Linked DNA regions of Homo sapiens: region 1 is linked to region 2. A link is a loop called in an ENCODE intact Hi-C map of the cell type or tissue named here. Cell type or tissue: sigmoid colon. All regions are shown on one strand. Each heading gives the region's core, and the rest is flanking DNA. Links, peaks and the distances in the headings are about the cores only.

Region 1 (8,530 bases), core at 2,559-5,058, 220 kb after region 2:
ACTGCCGACGGAGGAGGCAGGTGGTCCCAAACCGAAATGCAGCATACAGATTCCAGAGCTTTTGTCCCCATCCTGAGGGGGCAGATCCTTCCTTCCCCACTTAGCCAGGTGTCCCCAAGACAAAGCTCAAATTCTGTGATCCACTGGAAGGACTCCTGGAACTCAGAAGAGCCACTGGGCTCGTGGTTATGGTTTGTTGCAGTAAAAGGATACAGACTGTTGTCAGAGGAAAAAGATGCACAGGCCGGAGCCCAGAGAATGGCTGAGCTCCCTGTTTTTACTCTCAGTGGAGTCATGCAGGCAGTGCTCAATTCCCCAGGAATCTTGTGGACAAGATGTACAAAGTATTGCCAACCAGGGAAGCTTCCATAAGCCTCCGTGTCCAGGGATTTTGCTGGGGTTAGGCTTTCAGGCATGAATGCGTCGTTACTGACCTTAGCTATTTGGATTTCAGCCTCTCCAGAGGCCGAACAGTGTGGCCCAAGGTCCCACCATAGATAACACTGTTAGGCTAGACTAGCCAGTGTGGCCCAAGGCCTGAGATGAGCAAAGACACCCCTATCAGGCAGAATATTCCAAGGGCTTAGAGGTTATCTCCCAGGAACCAGGCAAAGGCCAGACCTTTCTCTTAGATGTGCAGGGTTTGAATGACCCAAGCCTGCAGAGTCAACTCTACTGCCCGTCCACACTTGTCTGCTGCTGTTCCTCACCTCTCCAGTGAGCGTGGAGTTCCATGGTCTCAGGTGGGTGATGCTAGGTGAGAGGTTTCCTGCAACTAACTAGCTGTGTGCCCTCTGGTGAAGATCTGTGAGTTCTCATTGCTTGGGTCTCCTCATTGGCAGGTGACAGCCATCACACCCACTCTGAATTTCCTGACAGGCATAATAGAATTGAAGACACAGTGGATAACGACAGAGCCTCGTGTACTGCTAACAGGTACAGAAGCCAAATAGCCACTCTAGGGAGTTCTGGTTGTTGTTTTGGTTTTGTTTTGTTTTTAAGAGATGAGGTCTCACTCTGTGGCCCAGGCTGGAGTGCAGTGGCACAATCATAGCTCACGACAACCTGGAACTTCTAGGCTCAAGCGATCCTCCCACTTCAGCGTCCTGAGTAGCTGGGACTACAGGCGTGTGCCACCATACCCGGCTAATTTTATTTATTTATTTTTGTGGAGACAGGGGTCTTGCTATGCTACCCAGGCTGGTCTCGAACTCCTGGCCTCAAGAGATCCTGCCCCAGCTTCCCGAGTGGATTTCTGTTTTTTAATGGCTATTTCCTTTTCCCCCTGACATTTACAAAATGCTTACATATGCCAGGCACTATGTTTAGTGCTTACTTGGATTCTCTCATTTAACCCTCAAGTAATTCTCTAAGGAAAGTACTATCATGTCACCCCCATCTGAGAGGACTGAGGCTCAGTGAGGTCCCGTGAGGTCACAGAAACAGCTTTTAAACTGTGTCAAGATAGCCAGAGCTGGAACAGCAGAGCTACGCTGATTGCCCACTGGACACGGAAAAGCGGCTTCTCTCACACGAAGGTGTGTTCAGCAGGTTTCCCTAGGTTAAAGGAGAAAGGCTGGATGCAGGATAGAAAGAAAAATGCTTTGCTCCATGAAGGTGGATTCTGAAGGGTGTATTTGACTGAGGAGACAACTGTAAAGTCCCTTGGGAATTGGTCCTTGCTCTGATTTTTGCCACCAAAGTACTGCTGTCAAACAGATTCAAACGGGTTTCACAATTAATGTGAAGAGGCTCCGGTTACACCGCAAATGAGTGTGATTGCTCCTCAGGATTAAGGATGTTTTTCTGTGGCTGAACTGAAGCATCTGTCCTCAGGGCTGGAGGCTGGGTATCACCACAGCTGACCTCCTCTCCATGGTAAGTGTCTCCCACCTGCCCCTCACGGCCAAACAACTCGTCAGGGGCTCAGGGAATGTGGACTGGCCTTAGAATGAGAATGTGCATGTTGCCGGTTCTCAACATCATTGTCTTCGAGGAAAACCTCATTTGTGTTTGTGTGTGATTTTTTATTTAATTTTTAAAATTTTTGTGGGTACATAGTAGGTGTATATACTTATGGGTTATCTGAGATGTTTTGATACAGGCATGTGAGGTGAAATAAGCACATCATGGAGAATGGGGTATCCATCCACTCAAACATTTATCCTTTGAGTTACAAATAATCAAATTATACTCTTTAAGTTATTTTAAAATGTACAATTAAGTAATTATTGACTATAGTCACCCTATTTTTGCTATCAAATAGTAGGTCTTATTCATTCTTTCTATTTTTTTTTGTACCCATTAACCATCCCCACCTCCCCTCCACAACCTCCCCCACCTACCCTTCCTAGCCTCTGGTAACCATCCTTCTATTCTCTATTTCCATGACTTCAATTGTTTTTTTAGATCCCACAGATAAGTGAGAACATGTGATATTTGTCTTTCTGTGCCTGCCTTATTTCACTTAACGTAAAGACCTCCAGTTCTATCTATGTCGTTGCAAATGACAGGATCTCATTCTTTTTTATGGCTGAATAGTACTCTATTATGTTTATGTACCACATTTTCTTTATCTATTCATCTGTTGATGGACACTTAGGTTGCTTCCAAATCTTGGCTATTGTAAACAGTACTGTAACAAACATAGGAGTGCCAATATCTCTTTGATACACTGATTTTCTTTCTTTTGGGAATACACCCAGCAGTGGGATTGCTGGATCATATAGCAGCTCTATTTTTAGTTTTTTGAGGAACCTCCAAACTGTTCTCCACAGTAGCTGTACTAATTTACATTCCCACCCTTTTCTCCACATTCCGAAGAGCATTTGTTATTATCTGTCTTTTGGATATAAGCTATTTTAACTGAGATGAGATGCTATCTCATTGGAGTTTTGATTTGCATTTCTCTGATGATCAATGATGTTAAGCACATTTTCGTATGCCTGTTTGTCATTCATGTGTCTTCTTTTGCGAAATGTCTATTCAAGTCTTTTGCCCATTTTTGATCAGATTATTAGACATTTTCCTAGAGTTGTTTGAGACCCTTATATATTCAGGTTATTAGTCCCCTGTCAGATGGGTAGTTTGCAAATATTGCCTCCCATTCTGTGGGTTGTCGCTTCACTTTGTTGATTGTATCCTTCACTGTGCAGAAGCTTTTTAACTTGATGTGGTCCCATTTGTCCATTTTTGCTTTGGTTTCCTGTGCTTGTGGGGTATTACTCAAGAAATCTTTGCCCAGAACAATGCCCTGGAGATTTTCCCCAATGTTTTTTTATATTAGTTTCATAGTTTGAGGTCTTAGATTTAAGTCTTTAATCCATTTTTTGATTTTTATATATGGTGAGAGATAAGAGTCTAGTTTCATTCTTCTGCATATGGATATCCAGTTTTCCCAGCAACATTTATTGAAGACTGTCTCTTCCCTAGTGTATGTTCTTGGCACCTTTGTTGAAAATGAGTTTATTGTAGATGTGTGGATTTGTTTCTGGTTTCTCTATTCTGTTCCATTGGTCTATGTGTCAGTTTTTATGCCAGTACCATGCTGTTTTGGTTACTATAGCTCTGTAGTATAATTTGAAGTCAGGTAATGTCATTCCTCCAGTTTTGTTCCTTTTGCTTAGGATAGCTTTAGAGATTCTGGGTCTTTTGGGGTTCCATATAAATTTTAGAATTGTTTTTTCTATTTCTGCGAAGAATGTCATTGGTATTTTGTTAGAGATGGAAAACTTCATTTTTATTAGAGAACTGCAAAAGCAAACACCACCACTTGATAGAGGCTTCTTCCCTGCCTCCATAGGCTCTTGCTGCTGCTAATCCTCCAAGATGAATCTGAAAGAGAAAACAACTGCTTAGTTGCTACAAATCATAGGAAGACTCTGGTGAGAAAATCTCCATAAAAGACTTCGGAAAAGATATGTGTCTTAAGGCAGAACTTGAGGAAAAGCAGGAGACTTGGCACAGAAGCCGCAGAAGGCTTTTTCCATGTGTAGGAACTTGCAAGGATGGCAGGAGGCTACAGAGAGCAGACTTGAAACCCTGTGAAAAGAAGAAATAAGCAAAGCAAGAGGATAAGCCCTGGGAGAACAGCGTGCTTCCCAGTGTCTGCCTCGTCCTGCACAGTAAGAGCCAGGTCAACTTCAGGAAATAAGCAAGGCCTCTAAAAGGAAGCACGACCAGAAAATACAGCACAACTAGGAGCATATGGAAGGGATCCAAGAAGTGGAGACCATCATTCGGTAATAGAATCTGCTTTGGAGATGAGAGAGCCTAGAAGGATGCCCAATGCCCAGGTAAATATAGATTGTTCAAAATACATTCAATTTTCAAATAAGCCACCTTGGGAATTTTTAAATTATTATTATTAATATTATTTATATATGTTATATATAAATATTATTTATTATTAATAATATTATCCATAATGGGGTACTATTCAGCCGTAAAAAAGAGATCCTGTCATTTGCAAAACATGGATGGAACTGGAGGTCATTATGTTAAGTGAAACAAGCCAGGCACAGAAAAACAAACATCACATGTTCTCACTTATTTGTGGGATCTAAAAATCAAAACAATTGAACTTATGGACATAGAGGGTAGAAGATTGGTTACTAGAGGCTGGAACAGATAGTAGGAGGTAGATGAGAAGTGGGGATGGTTAATGGGTGCAAAAAACATAAAAAGAATGAAGAAGGCCTACTATTTGGTTGCACAACAGTGTGACTATAGTCAAAAACCTACTTATACATTTAAAAATAATGAAAAGAGTGTAATTGGATTGTTTGTAACACGAAAGATAAATGCTTGAGGTGATGGACACTCCATTCTCCATGATGTGATTATTACACATTGCATGCCTGCATCAAAACATCTCATGACTCCCACAAATATATATACCTATTATGTACTCACAAGAATTTTTTAAATTTTTTAAATAAGATAATAATATCATAGTGATTATTTTAATCCTAGAAAAAATTGCTGTGTCCTCAGAATATTACATTACTTTCAAATAAAAATGGGAAATTAAATTGGGATACAGTTCTAATATTGTTCCTTATCCCTGCTCTGTCCCACTCTCCCATCTCCACACCTAGAAACATCCAAGAAGAGACCCTCTTTCTTCATCCAAAGAAGACTGAGGACTAGATTCTGTGGAATTTGAGTTTCTGACTAAAACATGGCCTGTTTTTCCTCCCCCTACAATCTAGGACCTGGCCCTCTGGGGGGTGTTTCTTTTTCTGTAACCATCTAGTTTCTCTTGCCAGTCAGACATTGTCTCATCCAGTGATAGAAACCTGTACTACTGCCGTTCAAGTCTCACACTAATCACCTGGCGTTAGCACAGATGCCACAGACCGAGGGCACAGTCCCCGTCAAGACAGCCCTCACTGGCCGGGTGCAGTGGCTCATGCCTGCAATCCCAGCACTTTGGAAGGCTGGAGCAGGAGGATTGCTTGAGCCCAGGCGTCTGAGACCAGCCTCGGCAACATAGTGAGACCCCATCTCTGAAAAAAAAATTGTTTTAATTACCCAAGCATGGTGGCACATATCTGTGGTCCCAGCTACTCAGGAGGCTGAGGTAAGAGGATCACTTGAGCATAGGTGTTCAAGACCAGCCTGCGCAACATAGCGAGACCCTATCTCTACAAAAATAAAAATTAAAAAATTAGCTGGGTTTGGTGGCTCACACCTGTAGTCTCAGCAGCCCAGGAGGCTGCAGCAGGGGGATTGCCTGAGCCTAGGAGTTGGAAGCTGCAGTGACTATGATCTTGTCACTGCACTCCAGCCTGGGCAACAGAGCAGAGATCCTGTCAAAAAAAAAAAAAAAAAAGTCACCCCTTACTGCAGAATCAGTCTCAAGTTTGGGGGTCCCAAAGCTACCTGCACTTCTGACCAACTGGCCACAAATTCGGGGTTTGCATGACTCCTTCAGTTTCAATAATTCACTAGAATGACTCAAAGTGCTGTACTTAGGATTACAGTTTTATTATAAAGGATACGAGTCAGGACCAGCATATAAATAGATGCCCAGGATGAGGTCTGGAGGGTCCTGAATGCACAGCTGCCATGCCCTCTTCCCACAGCATCAGAGCACATTACCCTCCTGGCACACTGATGTGTTTACCAACACCCAGGGGGATCATCAGGTGTCTGGAGCTTTGAATGGGTTTCATTTGGTAGGTGTGACTGACTGAATCATTGACCATGTTATAGAACTCCATCTCTAGCATCCCTCTCCAGGGGTCAGGAGGTTGGGCCTGTATTAAGTGACTCAAAGCCCCAACTCTCTAATCACAGGACTGGCTTTTCCACAAGACTGGCCCCATCCTGAGTCACCTTGTTAGCATAAACTCTGCTGTGGTCCAAGGGCCCACCATGAATAACAGATACTCTTATCACTCGGATTCAGACGCCATGTTCCCGGAACCTAAAACAAAAACTAGACACATTCTTTATTATACAACACAATGACAACAGTGGATATTCATTGTTGGTTTTCTAGATGTTAAACTCTGTGCTGAGCACTTTATATACATCTCATTTGATCCTCAGGAGATCCTGAGAACATGTGCCCAAGGTGGCCGGGTGTGGCCAACTGCTTGGTTTTACACATTTTAGGGAGGTATAAGATATCAATCAATATATGTAAGATGTACATTGGTTCAACCCAAAAAGGTGGGACAACTCAAAGGTGGGGGCATCCAGGTCTTAGGTAGATTCCTTATTTTCTTATTGGCAATTGGTTGAGTTTATCTAAAGACCTGTAATCAACAGAAGGGAGGGTCTGGGTTAAGAGAAGTGTTGTGGAAACCAAGGTTCTTGTTATGTAGATGAAGCCTCCAGGTAGCAGGCTTCAGAGGGAGTAGGTTGTAAATGTTTATTGTCAGCCTTAAAAAGGTGCTGGACTCTTAGTGAATTCTCTCCTGGGTCAGGAAAAAGACTTAGAAAGGGAAAGAGATCCTCTACTGAATGTAGATTTTCCCCAGAGACAGCTTTGCAAGGCCATTTCAAAATATGTCAAAGAAATGTATTTTGGGGTAAAATACTTTGATTTCTATCAGGGCCTACTATCTGTCATGTTGGTATCTTATTGCTACAAAGAGTCTGTTTTGGCAGTCTCAATGTCTCTGTTAATGTTAATGCTGTTGGTCAGCTATGCCTGAATTCCAAAGGGAAGAAGGTGTAATGAGGAGTGTCTGACCCCCCTTCTCATCATGGCCTGTTTCAGGTTTACTTTAGAAAGCCTTTGGCCAAGAGGAGGGGTCCATTCATTTGGTTGGGGGGCACTTAGAATTTTACTTTTGGCTTGCAAATAATACTGTGTGTTGGACACATGATTATCCCCATTTTACAGGTGACAAAACTGAGGCACAGAGAAAGGAAATAACTTCCTTGAATTCTCACGGCTGCCACAGCTGGTTAGTGGCAGAGCAGAGATTTGAACTCATATCTGTAATGTGTACTACCAAGTCCCTCCAGCCCCTCTAGAACCTACTGTAAAAAAGGAGAAACCAAGAAGATAGCCATTTTTGCTATAGAAGAACAACACAGATCTAACATGAGGACCCAGGCTTACTTAGCATTCTTGGGGGACAAAACAATCTATGTCCTGCCCTAGAGTGAAAGTATTCAGCCTTTAGAGTCAGAGGGGCTGCTTTGAATACGGGCCTTTCTAATTAGTTGAGTGGTGTTGGAGGGAGAAAAAAGTACTAAACTCTTTATAAAAATGTATAAAGATATGCAAAATCTTTATAAATTAAACAGAGACTCTGCTAACATCTACTCACAAGTTTGGTCTGAGGAATAAAGGAGATAATTTATTTGAAAGTGAAAATCACTCTTCCCGTGTAAGGCTTTTTTGCCTCACTCAACCCGTCCCTGTCCTTTCACCATCAGAATGATCTGCTCTCCACCTGATCTACTATCTATTTATTCCTTACATCTCACATGATGCCCTTAAGCCTCTCTGATTGCCTTGGATCATATTTTTGTTCCTTAGCTTGATTGTTTTTATACCGTTCACATGGACCATTACTTCAGCTTCAGGAAACACCTGCTTTGCAAAGCATTTACTAAGCACCTGACGGTGCATGCCACTGCACAAGGAGCATGGCCGAGGGGCCATGAGGAGCTGCAGCAGTGTAGTGGGAAGGGCCTGGAGCCTGGCCTCTGCAGAACTGAGTTCTGGCCCCCGTTCTGCCTCTTCCTCGCATTGTTACCTTAGGAAATACACTTAACTCTCCTGCATCTCAGGCTATCATTTGTAAAATAGCTCAATAATTGTACCTGACCTGCCCAACCCCATGGGCGGTGGGAGAGTTGTATGGGAGACTATATGTGGAATTTTTTTGAAGCTAACTATATGAGTAGAGAACTCTATGACTAGAGGGAATAATTATGTAAGACAGCATTGAAGCAGACATAGACTCCCACATACAGAGAAAAATAATTCTAGAACAACCCTATAGAAGGCGCAGACAGAAAAATAGCACAGGACGTGCAGGCAGATAAATGTGTTCAAACC
Region 2 (8,530 bases), core at 2,426-4,925:
TTCTAGTACGGCTGCAACCAAGGGCCCACCCACTGAACGGCTTCAGAACCTGAAGCTTATTCTTTCACAGCAGTGGGGACTGCAGTCCAAGATCAGGGTGCCTGCAGGGCATGCTATCTGGAAAGGCCCTAGGGGAGAGTCTGTTCCATGCCTGGTGCTTTGCTCCCTGGCCTGTGGTGGGGGCTGCAGTCCAAGATCAAGGTGCCTGCAGGGCACGCTGTCTGGAAAGGCCCTAGGGGAGAGTCTGTTCCATGCCTGGTGCTTTGCTCCCTGGCTTGTGGCTGAGCCACCCAAATCTCTGCCTCTGCCTTTGTCATCACACAACCTCTTCCCTGTGTGTCTGAGTCTCAGCTGCCTTCTCTGTGTGTGTGTCTCGTCCTCAGCTTATAAGGACACCAGTCATCTTGGATCCGGCCCATGCAGTCTAGTAGGTCCTCCTCTAAACGTGCAAAGACTCTGTTTCCAAATAAGGCCATATTCCCCAGCACTGGGGGTAGCACTTGAACATATCTTCTTGGGGAAATAGTTCAGCCCACAACATACAGGAAAACAGAGAAGCTGAGTAAGCCCTAAGGAAGTCTCGCTGGAATCTGACACTGCCCTGCCCTGCGAGGACAGGATCAGTGGGCTCGCATTTTCTGTTTTTTGTTAATAATTATCTGCATTGTGTTTTTCCTGAGTGGCTCCAGATGGATAGCCTCAGCAGCCCTGCACAGGCTCCTGTCCTCATTGTGTCCTCCTTGTGTGCCCCATGCTGGAGTCCCACTGGCAGGTTGTGAGGAGAGCTGCCTGGTTGTCACCCACACACCTAAGCTCTGTGTCCTACCTCCAGGTCATGTTGGTGCCCCTGGTCTTCCGTCCCCAGACCATACCCCTCAGAACTGCTTGTGGCCGCCTCACTTGGGGCTCTGCACCCCTGTCAGCTCTCTCCCTCACACAGTTTCCTGGTTCTGCCCTGTTGCTTTCTAGTCTCTCTGCCTGCACTGAACTGAGGTGCCCAGACCTCACACCAAGCCGGACCCCTGCCCCCATCCCTCCCCTGCAGTCAGTTTTGCACAAAGCTGCCAGGTAGGTCTTCTTGAAGAGGCCTCACAACACTAAATATATTCGTATATTAGTAGGTGCCAAGGCAGGAGGATCGCTTGAGCCCCCAGGAATTGGAGACCAGCCTGGACAACATAGTGAGACACCATCTCTACCAAAATTTAAAAATTAGCCAGGCATGGTGGCATGCACCTGTGGTCCCAGCTACTTGGGAGGCTGAGATGGGAGGATCGTTTGAGCGCGGGAGATCAAGGCTACAGTAAATGATAATTGTGCCACTGCATTCTCACCTGGGTGGGTGACAAAGCAAGACCCTGTCTCCAAATATATGTATGTATGTGTATATATATATATGCACACACACACACATATACACACATATATATATTCTGAATATATATATTCGTGACTCCCCGAAATAAATTCAGTTTATATATATGTAAATAAATTCTGAAGACTCTACATGTGTGTGTATATATACATATATATTTTTGTATTAACGTTAATAGTAATATTAACATGAGTTCAGGGTATTAGCCAGTTCTGTCTTTCGGGATGAAGTCACTGGATTGAGGCAAGACTTCAGTGAAGGAAGCCATGTGGTTTGTAAAATGAAACTGACAGGGGACCTTTGTATCTTATGTTCAGGTGATCACAGCTCCTTCTTGGGGGTCATCACAGTCACCTAAGAGATTGAGTTCCTTCAAAGCAGTTTCTTGTGCACAAGGACAGATGGGGTGTCCTCTGTTCACTCTGCTAGCACATGATGCTGCCGTCAAAATGGCACACATCATCTCTACTTTTAGTTCTGTTATAAATGGAGACCCTGGACTTGCCTCAGATGACCTTGTGAGATATTTTATTTGTTTGGCAGCATTAAAAGGTGGAGCCTTCGATCAGCCAGCAGCATTTTCCATTCCTGGGACATCCCTTCTTATGCAGCATCTGCAAGCTCATTTCATAAAGGCATGGGAGAGCAATTGGAGAATGACAGGTGTGCTGTGGCACCCCCAAATGCAGTTGCCGCTGCCTCAGGCCTTACCAGTAATGACACTATATCAGGGTGGGGAGGACAGTAGGGACAGGTTAAGAGTTGGCCAGCCTGGGGCTGCAAGCCATGCTGTCACCATAGCAGGAGGCAAGGTGTATGGAGAGGCCAGGCTGGCTGCGGACGGACCACATGGATCTAGGGTCCTGGCTCAGGGTGTTCGATGCACTCTGAAGGCAGAGGGTGCTGTGGTTGAAAAACCACAGGAGGTTTTTCAAGGGAGAATGATATGGGCAGTTATATCTTTGGAAGGTAAGTGGAGGAAGAGTGAAGTGAGAAGACAGAGCCAGTGGAGAGGCTGTGGCCGTGGCCTAAGTGAGAAGAAAGCAGAGCCTGAGCTTGGGCAGATCCAATGGTGGGCCCGAGAGAGTGACAAGAGCACAGGGATGGGGTTTGGCCACCTGTAAATACCTGTAAGCACAGTGCCTCCCACTGGCCCTGGCCCTGGACCCCAGCGAACAGGGCTTAGGGCATGATCCTGGATCGTACAGACATGGGGGCCTATTCTTTCCTTGGCAACTATGGGACTTCGGGCAGGTTGCTTAATGGCTTGAACTTCAGTGTCTGCAACTGTAAAACTGAGTTGTTGGGACCCAGCTATAAACTTGTTTCGATGTTTCAGTAAAATAAAGCTTTGCTCTAAGAGTAACTTTACTACTAAGACTAACATAAAACTGTATTTTCAGTTTGTTTCTGTTAACCCATAGGGAATATTAAAGTTGCTGTTAGCTGGATGGTAATGTCATTTTATTTTTTATATTTGTTTTTATTTTTATTTATATTATTTTGAGACAGAGTCTCATTCCATCACCCAGGCTGGAGTGCAGTGGTGTGATCGCGGCTCACTGCAACCTTTGCCTCCTGGGTTCAAGTGATCCTCCCACCTCAGCCTCCCACTGAGAAGCTGGGATTACAGGCTCATGCCACCACACTGGCTAATTTTTGTATTTTTAGTAGAGACAGGGTTTCACCATGTTGGCCAGGCTGGTCTCGAACTCCTGACCTCAAGTGATCTGCCCGCCTCAGCCTCCCAGAATGCTGGGATTACAGACGTGAGTCTCTGTGCCCGGCCAGTAATGTCATTTTATGTCTTTCCCTGGTGTGACTGCCTAAGCGAAATATGCCTGGAGAGAGCCCGGTCCTGGAGGGTGCCCCTCCTCCAGGGTGGGGCCCCACCTGCTGCTCTCTGTGCCCTGGGCACCATGCAGAAAAGGCTGGGCAGCTCGGGCCAGTGCATTCTGCGCTTGTCTCCTGGCTGGCTGGAGGTGCAGAGGAAGGAAGGAAGTTTCTATCTTCTAATCAGATGGAGGGCAGGGAGGAGGTGTTGAATGCTACCAGTTCTTCCTTGGGGTTACCAACCTGGACCCCAAATGCCTATATCCAGAGGACACTGCCCTGCAACGGTCTTGAGAACATTTTTCTAGGCATGGGAAAAGTTGTAACAAGATTATGAACATGCTTTTTGAATGCATTGCAGTTATAATCAGATTATGTGTCTGATTTAAGGGAGTCTTGGCTTATAAGAGTGCTTTATTTTCATTACAGGGAAATGACTTGCTGGTAAAACTGAATTTATTTCCGGGAGTCCCAAGCTGGTCCCCCTTTGGCATAGCTGGGAGTGAGGCCTGCAGTTGCCTTCTCTGGATGCGTTGATAAAGTTACTGGCAAGGCGGCCTGAGTGCTGGGTAGGGTGGACAGATGCAGTGTGCACCGTGGCCAGGCCCTCTCGTGCTCCAAGGAGGAGGAGGATGGGGTGGACAGTGCCCTGGGCAGCGGGCCCCCAGAAGGACCAGTGGGTGTGGGCATCTGACTGCATGTGTGCATGACTCATGCACACATCTTTTCCGCACATGGACTGTGTCTGGATTCTGTTGAGAACAAAATATTTATGCAAAAAAGGTCTGTAAGGCTCAGGCTGCTGATGACTTTGCACTTTCACTTGGATGTTTATGTAGAATTTTCGACATGTTTGGACATAGCTTGTGTGTGTTCTGTCAAAAGAAGGCTCCAGAAGGATATTTCACCAGGTCCTCAGTTGTCTGTTTTAAGTTTTGCATGCGTAGACATTAAACATGCCTCTTTTGGTGACCACCCAGGAGTGAAACGCGATGCTTGATCTGTGCTTCTGAGGATGTAAGTGATGTTGCCGCTACTGTTACTGCTCAAAAGTGGGCCACCTAAATCCTTCCAGAATAGAATGGTATTGTTTTGGGACAAGATAACTGACATTTTGTGCTATAGTTTCTCCCTGGACTGCAATTTTTGACACTCATGTCATCAACACTCTAAAAACAAACGCTTTTTGGTTTTGAGGGTTTTAGCTCCATTCCCTTCAATAGTCAAGGAAATCCGAGGTGAATTTTCTCATTGGTCTGAGTCACCTGGTCCAGTGCAGGACGGGGTAGGTGTGAGGCAGATGTGGGGGGTACAGTTGAAGTGAGGTTGGCTGCTGTTGCAGAAGAGGGGGACATCACAATACAAAAACAATCTTTTTTGCTGTTATGAAGACTAGACGAGGTTAGAAATGCTCTGAGTTGGGGCAGATGGAGCCGTGGGATTCGCTTGTGAAAGTTGTTTCATTGACCTGCACACGAGGTGTTGAAGACTTAGCTCAGGGCAGCGGTGACGCGGAAAAGAAACGTTTAAGGCCAAGCTGCTGCAGACTGCACTTTCACTTGAATGTTTGTTCAGAATTTTAGCATGTTTGGACATAGCTGGTGTGTGTTCTGTCAAAAGAAGGCCCCAGAGGGATATTTGAAAAGAGGTTGTTGATAAATCTATAAGGCTGAAAGGTAAAGAAGGAGCGGGATGGAAAGGACCCCAGAGCTTTGACTCTAGGACATCCCGATGACAGAGATAGAGATGGCTGATTTGGGGAGAAGAGGGCCAGGTCAGCATTGACTTGCTGAGTATGAGATAAAACTAAATATAATCCAGTGTTTTAAGTTAGAACATTAAAAAGTTTTATTTTGAGTAAGATGTGTAAATATTGTGACTTTATAAAAAGTCATCTGCCTATCCAAAGTACTGAGCAGTGGTTTTGAAAAATTTGTTAAAGTTTTCTCTTTTACTATTTAAACTTCCATGTACTAGTTGAATAGGAACTGATAGTTGTTAACATAACTTTTAAATCGAATTTTTTTTGTGTTATTGCTTTCTTTAGCAACTGTGCCTCTCTTTTTTATGTTTGATTTGAAGGAAAGTTTTAAGAAGGCCTGGCCTGGCACTTGTCCCAGAGGAATGCATGTGGCATAGCAAGTTAAAGAGTGCAAATGTCTGCTGTCTTAGAGGGCTGAGTTTGTATGCTACAGACCCACAGAGTATTTCCAAGGTTCTTGGGGGGTAACTATTTAAAAATCTTTCTTGTTACCATCCCAATTGTTAAACACAATAGAATGATATTGAAAAATATTGTCATAAAGACAGTCTAGAAATGATGAAGAATCAATTCAGCCACTTATCAGATGCTACCAGTTGCTCCTGGGGTTCAGGCACCCTATTGCTGGGTGCGTAGGCTATTTCTACAAACAACATATCCCCTGCCTCCAAGAGGAGTGACACAAGGTGGCTCTGGGCTTTGGACAGTGCACAGTGAGCCATAATGAGGCCTGAGTACAGTGCCACAAAGAGCTGGACATGAGCAACCTCAGAAAATACAGTGGGCAAACAGGCAAATGCGTGGAGACGTCGCCGTATCGAACATGGCCATCCTGACCTGCTCCTGTATAAAGAGGATGGTTTTTACTATAGACCCCTAAGGCTATAAGACCAGGTGGCCTCAAGCAGAGCCACAGCAGCCCACAGAAAGAGATGAGAGTAGAACAAATAATCCCGAACTTCTGGCACAGACAGAAGTCTTCATGCACATTCATACCTGGACCCAGGGAAGCCCAACATGGGTGAGAACGTTTTCATAAAATGCTAAAATCATTGTTTAAAATAGCCAGTGCTACATTCCACTGTTAGAGGCATGGCCTTCTAATCCAGTTGTTTACCTATGAATCAACTATGATGTCAATTTTTTAAAAAATGGGAGACACTTATTGTTTGAAATAAAGGTATTGACAGATCTGGGATTTGATTTTACTGTACTCACAAGCTAACAAGCTAGCCTCCTACCATTCCGTGGATGCTGGCAGAAGACATGAGACTCCTGGATCAGAGACAAAGGACTCATTACTCAGGGCACAGCAGGCAGCATCAGCACAGTCAGTTTTCCTTGTCCCCACATCCAGTAAGCATGACCCAATGGGCCCAGATGGATGCCTTTGAAAGACAGTCCAGCTCTGCCCTGACTCCCTGGTCCTTTTTACCTGGTGACATCAGAGAGCCCCTGATGTGAGCTGTGGTGTCACAGCTGGGGAACACTGAGCCTGGAGAACCCACCATGTTATAGCCATTTTATAGTAAGCAAGCCTGCTCTTTGTTGCAGAGGGAGACATCACCTCAGCCATCAAGGTTTCTCACTGCAAACACGGTCCTGAGAAATAGTCCAGGTAGTGTATGGTTCCAGCCTTGCATTCACGACACACCCAGCAAGCTGTGTAGGAGTGTAAGAGGCCCATGAAGACTGTCTCCTAGTGACATAAATATATAAAAATAATGATACTGTAGGTAAAAATCTGAGAGGACTGTTACAATTTGTGACTGTTAATATGGGACCATTTCATACCATTTGGTGATATACTTCAAATTTAAAATATGTATTAATTCTTATTTCAAACTGAAAATTTTATTGCTTTTCATACAGACTTACGTGACAAGCAACTGGTTGAAATTTTCCCCCTACTTCCTATTTATTTATTTATTTATTTTGAGACACGGTCTTGTTCTTTCGCCCAGGCTGGAGTGCAGTGGCACTGTCTTGCCTCACTGCAACCTTTACATCCTGAGTTCAAGCAATTCTGGTGTCTCAGCCTCCTGCATAGCTGGGATCACAGGTGTGCACCACCACGCCTGGCTAATTTTTGTAATTTTAATAGAGACGGGGTTTCACCGTGTTGCCCAGGCTGGTCTCGAACTCCTGGCCTCAAGCGATCTGCCCACCTTGGCTTCCCAAAGTGCTGGGATTACAGGCGTGAGCCACCGCGCCTGGCCTCTCCTTTATTTTTAAGCAAGCATCTATAAAATAACCCCATGTGTATAAGTGTATAATACTCTACCAGGAGCTTTTGGGAATATGGAAGAAGTAAAGGGTTCAGTTCTTGCCCTTGGCTTTATAACATGTTAGAATGATGAGACAGCATTACAGGAAACAAGCAAAGTAAATCCATCAAGTGCCTGGTAATGAGATACCAGTAATGTCAGAGAGAAAAGGGAACCAAGTCGTTTTGTAAGATTTTGATGGAATCTTATGATAGATGCAGAGTTTTAAATTTGTATTTTTGCAGCCATAGCCACCCAGGTTCCTAGTAGCTTTAGTATAGATGCGTGCAGTTCTGCAAAATGCCTGCTATCTAATGTTGCCTTTTTCTTCCCAATTCTGTTTTATATTCTCTCTTGTTCTCCATTTCTTGGTCCCTGTCTCTCTGATGTATGAAGTAAGTATTAGTGGAAAGAGGGCTTAGCTCTTCAATCTTTTTGATGGGAAGAACATAGCTTGCAGGTGGAGTACACCTGAGAGTCTCCAGCTCTGCCCTGACTCCCTGGTCCTTTTTACCTGGTGGCATCAGAGAGCCCCTGATGTGAGCAGCCTGGTGCGTTTGGTCCTGCAGGGGTTATCTTGAATCACTGATAATATCTGGGAGTGCTTCGGTCACTTTTTTGTGAAAGTGGCTATGTTAGCGACACAGCACATTTGAGTAACACCGCCTGTTGCACCAAATGCCCCCGTGCCACGGCTGCTCTTGCTGCCACTCTGAGTTAAATGGTAACTTCTTAATGCATAGGACGACTGTGGCTCAGCGCCACCAAAGGACTTGCCCAAGGTCACACGCGTGACAGGACGAGGGGCAGGACCTAGGCCTTCTCCTGCCAAGGTCGCAGGTGCTATTTGGGATGTCGTTTGTTGCTTTTGTTGTTTTAACCGGGATTGGTTTGAAATGAAAATGACCACATCAGCACAAAGCACCGTGTTTAGTCCTTGATTTTCTCCTCAACAGGTTGGAGTTTAACAAGGGATTGGGTGGTGGCGAGGTCGTTCTTTGGCCCCAGTCTTGCAGCGTGTGTGAGTGTTACTCTTTATGAAATGCTGATGAACCAAGCCAGCTGTCATTTCTCCCAGGAGCACTTCAGGGACATCTCACACGCTTCTCCTCACTCTCCCTGGGACCAGGTCTGTCCCAGAAAACCTTCCTGAGGCCATGCAGCTTCTGAGTTCCAGGACATCTCTCGGGTGGCCCCAGGAGAACCTGACCTATTTTGTGGCAGATCATGACTATTTTTAGAGTCTAAACCACCTTTAAAAGACAGACTATCATCCTCTTTCAGAGAATATAG

Evidence for each region. A loop is a pair of places that touch in the nucleus more often than their neighbours do. Peaks named below come from ENCODE experiments on the same cell type or tissue, not always from the same donor. Only the 100,000 strongest peaks of a DNase experiment are listed, where the experiment ranks them.
Region 1: a loop joins it to region 2, with 4 times the contacts of the local background. A loop is called at or near these places in 2 of 110 quality-filtered maps.

Annotation. Positions count from the first base shown.
Region 1 is chr18:8,970,516-8,979,045 of GRCh38, forward strand. No RefSeq gene overlaps it. Among named protein-coding and RNA genes, the nearest start is that of NDUFV2, 130 kb to the right of the region's middle. RefSeq lists an enhancer at 6,593-7,124. In sigmoid colon, for the core only: no CTCF peak of the experiment used is centred there; a DNase peak (open chromatin) is centred at 3,976; H3K4me3 peaks cover 1,255 bases.
Region 2 is chr18:8,747,182-8,755,711 of GRCh38, forward strand. All of the region lies in intron 3 of MTCL1 (microtubule crosslinking factor 1), which reads left to right. Among named protein-coding and RNA genes, the nearest start is that of GACAT2, 44 kb to the left of the region's middle. In sigmoid colon, for the core only: no CTCF peak of the experiment used is centred there; DNase peaks (open chromatin) are centred at 3,870, 4,168 and 4,686; H3K27ac peaks cover 674 bases.